Regions from separate parts of the Homo sapiens genome. Here region 2 is linked to region 1. A link is an interaction called in ENCODE POLR2A ChIA-PET data of the cell type or tissue named here. Cell type or tissue: PC-9. All regions are shown on one strand. Each heading gives the region's core, and the rest is flanking DNA. Links, peaks and the distances in the headings are about the cores only.

Region 1 (2,921 bases), core at 251-2,750:
ACAAAGGGCTGGGCATGGTGGCACCTGCCTGTAGTCCCACCTACTGGGGAGGCTGAGGCTGGAGGATTGCTTGAGCCCAGGAAGTCCAGGCTGCAGTGAGCCATGATCATGCCACTGTGCTCCATCCTGGATGACAGTGAGACCCTGTCTTAAAGCAACAACAAAGGAACAAACTACACAGCAACCTGGATGGGCCTCCAGAGAATTATGTTGAGTGAAAAAAGCCGTTCCTAAAGGTTTCACACTGTATGTTCCTTTCTGTAACATCTTTGAAATGACACAGTTGCTGAGGTGGAGAACAGATTAGGGTTTGCTAGGGGTGGAGAGAAGTAGGTGTGCCTATAAAGGGCAACAGGAGGGGTCCTCACAGTGATGGGTGCTCTGGCTGTGTTTACATCCATGTCCTGGTGTGATGTGCTGTAGTTCTGCAAGATGTCACTGCTGGGGGCAATAGGGTAAAGGGAGCGATGGATCTCCCTGTATCATTTCTTATAATAAGAGAATTTACAATTACCTTAAAATAAAAGTTTAATTATAAAGAAATTGCAATTTGACTACTACTTGGCATGTCAGTGAGAGAATGTAGATAATAAAATGATGTAAAAACTAAGTAATGATTAAGAAAAATTATCTAAGTTGTAAGAAAAGAGAGGGAAAGTGGGAATGGTGATACAATTGGAAGTCAATATCTTAAATTGATAAGCAATAGGAATATAAGCCCATTATTTAGAAAAATGGCTCTAGATCCTAGAAGAATCAGAAGACTTCAGTGTGGCTGCCTCTTGGAAGTGGTTTGTGGATGGGGTTGTCCCAGTTAGTAAAGGAGATTGTTGTTGTTTTGTTTTACAATTTTTTGAACTTTATTTGCCTTTTTAAACTGTATACATTTCATAAAATAAAAACAATCACAATAATAAAATCCACCAGTGATAGGAGACATTTAATCCCACATACTCCAGTGTGGTGTTTATGGGAAGTATTTTGTTTTTAGAATGAACATTAATGAACAAGTTGAGAGGGATTTAATAGTAGCTTCTGTTTTGGAATGCTTACTGTGTGCAGCAACACTATTTAACATTTTAAATATATTTTTCTCATTTAATCTTCACAAAACCTTCATAAAGTAGAAACATTCCTCTGGGAGGCCGAGGCAGGCGGATCACGAGGTCAAGAGATCTAGACTATCCTGGCCAACATGGTGAAACCCCATCTCTACTAAAAATACAAAGATTAGCTGGATGTGGTGGTGTGCACCTGTAGTCCCAGGTGCTTGGGAGGCTGAGGCAGGAGATTCGCTTGAACCCAGGAGGTGAAGGTTGCAGTGAGCCGAGATTGTGCCACTGCACTCCAGGCTGGTGACAGAGCAAGACTGTCTAAAAAAAAAAAAAAATTCTTTCTGTAGTTTCCATCACAAGCTGACATTTTCCCCAGTAGGATTTGGTGCAGTGCAAGGCTCACGTGGGCTCACCTAGTGACTATGAATGGACTCATAGCAGGCTTGCTGTGTGGTTTTAATAATGGGACAGGGTAATTAATCACATTTGTGATAACAAACCCAAGAAGCTCTTCTCAGATTTGTTATTATTTTTTGAGACAGGGTCTCACTCTGTCACCCAGGCTGGAATGTAGTGACACAGTCATGACTCACTGCAGCTTCAACTTCCCTGGGCTCAGGTGATCCTCTCACCTCAGCTTCCTGAGTAGCTGGGACCACATGTTGCACCATCACACCTGGCTAATTTTTGTATTTTTTTGTGGTGATGGGGTCTTGCCATGTTGCCCAGGCTGGTCTCGAACTCCTGTGCTCAAGCGATCCTCCTGCCTCGGCTTCTCAAAGTGATAGATTACAAGTGTGAGCCACCATGTCCGGCCTATTATTTATTTTTATCTAATTGAATATGTAATTTATGTACATGGTTCAAAATTCAAATGATAACAGAGATTCTTGGTGAAAAGAAATCATGTGCACCCTCCGTGGGAGGAATTGCTGACACCAGCTTCTTGTGTCTTTACAGTCTGTCCATATATGAGCTTACACATGCATTTGTTTCCCAAATGATTACACGGTATACACTGTTTGCACCTTGCTTTTTACACTGAACAGTGTATCTTGATTTATCGCCGAGTGTTCACATTAGCACACATAAAACTGCCTCGTCCATTTTAATGGTTGCATGATATTCCATTAGATAGCTGTGTCATATTCTATTTAACCAGTGATTTATTAATACATATTTAATTTATTTTCAACTGTTATGTATGTTTTACTGTACCTATAGGATAAATTACAAAAGTGGAGTTTCTAGATCTAAGGCTAGGTTACTTTTTAATTTGACAGACATTTCCAAATTGCTCTTCATAAAGGGTTGAAGTCAGTGCATACGTGAGGACTCTGTGAGTGTGCAGGCGGCCCTGTACCTCTGCAGGTTCTTCACCTGAGTCAAGCAACTGTGGGTTGAAAGTATTCAAAAAAAGAACAATAAAAAAACCACTACAACAATAAAAAATAATACAAATTTAAAAAATACAGTGTAACAACTATTTACATAACATTTACATTGTATTAGGTATAAGTAATCTAGAGATAATTTGAAGTACAGTCTTGGCCATATAACAACATATTGGTCAACGACAGACCACACATATGACAATGGTCCCATGAGATTATAAGGGAGCTAAAAAATTTCCATTGCCTAGTGACATAGCTGTCTTAACATTGTAGCACAACGCATCACCTTTTCTGTGTTTGAATGTATTTAGAGTCACAAATACTTACTATTGTGTTACAGTTGCCTGCCTGCAGTATTCATACATTAACATGCTGTACAGGTTGTAGCCTGGGAGCAATACCATATAGCCTAGGTGTGTAGTGGGCTATAATGTACCATCTGAGTTTGTGTAATTACACTCTGTGATGTTCA
Region 2 (2,921 bases), core at 111-2,610, 58 kb before region 1:
GAGGCAGGGGAATCGCTTGAACTCAGGAGGTGGAGGTTGCAGTAAGCCGAGATGGCGCCACTGTACTCCAGCCTGGGTGACACAGCGAGACTCCAGCTCAAAAACAAACAACAAAGAGCCAGGCGTGGTGGCTCACACCTGTAATCCCAATACTTTGGAAGGCAGGTTAGGAGTTCAAGAGCAGGCTGGCCAACATGGTGAAACGCCATCTCTACTAAAAATACAAAAAATTAGCCGGGCATGGTAGCACACGCCTGTGATCCCAGCTACTTGGGAGGCTGAGGCAGGAGAATTGCTTGAACCTGGGAGGCAGAGGTTGCTTGAACCCAGGAGGCAAAGCCAAGTTTGTGCCATTGCACTCCAGCCTGGGCAATAGAGTGAGACTCTGTCTCAGAAAAAAAAGAGAAGGGGAGATGCTTACTTATTATCAAAGTAATTAGAGGCCAGACATCGTGGCCTGTAATCCCAGCACTTCAGGAGGCTCAGACAGGAGGATTGCTTTAGCCCAGGAGTTCAAGACCAGCTTGAGCAACATCACAAAACCCGTCTCTACAAAAAGTTTAAAAATTAGCCAGTCATGGTGGCGTCCGCTGATAGTCCCAGCTACTCAGGAGGCTGAGGTGGTGGGAAGATCACTTGAGCCCCAGAGGTTGAGGCTGCAATGAGCTGTGATTATGCCAATGCATTCCAGCTTGGGTGACACACCCAGACCCCGTCTCAAAAACAAAACAAAAAAAACAAAATCTGAAAGGATGCCAAAACATAAAAATCACATTATCAGTTTAATTGTGATTTTGCTGGGAAACTGCATGAGACTGGCACAAAGAGAGAAACATGACAGCAGTATTTTAACTGCTTATCAGAATACTAAAAATAACTTTCTTCAAACCCACATCTCAAATGAGTAATTCCATTGTTCTTCCAGGCCAACTAGTGACGCACGATATTTTTCTTCTTAGTTCAGCTAAAATCTGGGCTCTTGTCTCCCGATCAGGAAAAATTAGGCACATGGACACATTGAAGGGTCAGAATGTATTAAGTGAAAAGAAAGCCCTTAGCAAAGAGGTGGTCCTGCCAACAGGCTCCTACTCCACAGACTGAATATCAGGCCACCATACTGGAGCTGAAGAAGCCCGGCTCCCCTGCATAAAGCATGAATTCCTGGTGGCTCCACCCCATTTCCCCAGTGCACATGTAGGCCTCTAATCTGAGCCACTCCACACTGATTTATTTCCCTTACTGCACATGTGTTAAGGGATAGAATTTTTCACTGTAGGCATGTTTAGGCAAGCCCCCTGTGCATAATGACCTGGATGGCATTTGGCTGTCTCCCGCCTCTATCAGTAGCATATTTAGGGGAGGAAAGATGAATTTTCTTGCTACCCTTCTAAATTCTCAGCTAGAGTCCTTGTAACAAAAGATAGATTTTTTTTTTTTGAGACAGGGTCTCACTGTGTCTCCCAGGCTAGAGCACAGTGGTGCTATCATGGCTCACTGCAACCTCCACACCCCCAGGCTCAAGTGATCCTCCCATCTCAGCCTCCCAAGTAACTGGGACTACAGGAGCTTGCCACAACACCTGGCTATTTATTTATTTATTTTTGAGACAGAGTCTTGCTCTGTCACCCAGGCTGGAGTGCAGTGGCATGATCTCGGCTCACTGCAACCTCTGCCACCCGGGTTCAAGCAATTCTCCTGCCTCAGCCACCCGAGTAGCTGGGATTACAGGCGCTTGCCACCATGCCTGGCTAATTTTTGTATTTTTAGTAGAGGCGGGGGTTTCACCATCTTGGCCACGCTGGTCTTGAACTCCTGACCTTGTGATCCACCTGCCTCGGCTTCCCAAAGTGCTGGGATTACAAGTGTCAGCCACTGCGCCTGGCCCTAATTTTTTAATTTTTTATTTCGTAGAGATGGGCTCCTGTCATGTTGCCCAGGCTGATCTCCAGCTCCTGGGTTCAAGCAATCCTCTTGCCTTGGCCTCCCAAGATGTTGGGATTATAGGCGGGAGCCACCATGCCCAGCTCAAAAGATTAACAGGAGAAAAACAAATGGAGCTATATTAACATGTATACTTTGCATATACATGTGAGATGCCCAAGAAAATGAGTAATTCTCAAAGGAGTGGCTTAGAATTCAGGTTTAAGTACCATCTTCAGCTAAAAACAAAGAAGGGAGTGAGGAAGGCCAGTTTTGGGAAAAAGACCCGGAGAAGCACACAAAACAAGTTGCTGCCTTCTCCATTGATAAGGGTCTCTGGTGATTTAGAGTCAACTTTCTCTTCCTGGTACAGAGAGGGAGACACCCTTACAAAGAGCGATTTCTTTTAAGACTGTGAGTTTCTCTTTTTTTTTTTTTAGTATTTATTGATCATTCTTGGGTGTTTCTCAGAGAGGGGGATTTGGCAGGGTCATAGGACAATAGTGGAGGGAAGGTCAGCAGATAAACATGTGAACAAGGGTCTCTGGTTTTCCTAGGCAGAGGACCCTGCGGCCTTCCGGTGTTTGTGTCCCTGGGTACTTGAGATTAGGGAGTGGTGATGACTCTTAACGAGCATGCTGCCTTCAAGCATCTGTTTAACAAAGCACATCTTGCACCGCCCTTAATCCATTTAACCCTGAGTGGACACAGCACATGTTTCAGAGAGCATGGGGCTGAGGGTAAGGTTATAGATTAACAGCATCCCAAGGCAGAAGAATTTTTCTTAGTACATAACAAAATGGAGTCTCCTGTGTCTACTTCTCTCCACACAGACACAGCAACAATCTGATCTCTCCTTCCTTTCCCCACATTTCCCCACTTTCTACTCGACAAAACCGCCATCGTCATCATGGCCCGTTCTCAATGAGCTGTTGGGCACACCTCCCAGACGGCCTGGCGGCCGGGCAGAGGGGCTCCTCACTTCCCAGACGGGGCGGCTG

What was found. ChIA-PET counts read pairs that join two places held together with the same protein. Peaks named below come from ENCODE experiments on the same cell type or tissue, not always from the same donor. Only the 100,000 strongest peaks of a DNase experiment are listed, where the experiment ranks them.
Region 2: POLR2A ChIA-PET joins it to region 1 with 6 read pairs; 23 of 35 experiments call an interaction of 5 or more read pairs at or near these places.

What each region holds. Positions count from the first base shown.
Region 1 is chr7:45,047,384-45,050,304 of GRCh38, forward strand. All of the region lies in intron 2 of CCM2 (CCM2 scaffold protein), which reads left to right. Among named protein-coding and RNA genes, the nearest start is that of NACAD, 40 kb to the right of the region's middle. In PC-9, for the core only: no CTCF peak of the experiment used is centred there; a DNase peak (open chromatin) is centred at 1,558; H3K27ac peaks cover 2,260 bases.
Region 2 is chr7:44,989,711-44,992,631 of GRCh38, forward strand. It overlaps LOC102723334 (a long non-coding RNA gene), which reads right to left. Exons shown (of 4, transcript XR_428139.4): 4 at 1,984-2,921. Among named protein-coding and RNA genes, the nearest start is that of SNHG15, 4.5 kb to the left of the region's middle. RefSeq lists an enhancer at 1,231-1,785. In PC-9, for the core only: no CTCF peak of the experiment used is centred there; no DNase peak of the experiment used is centred there.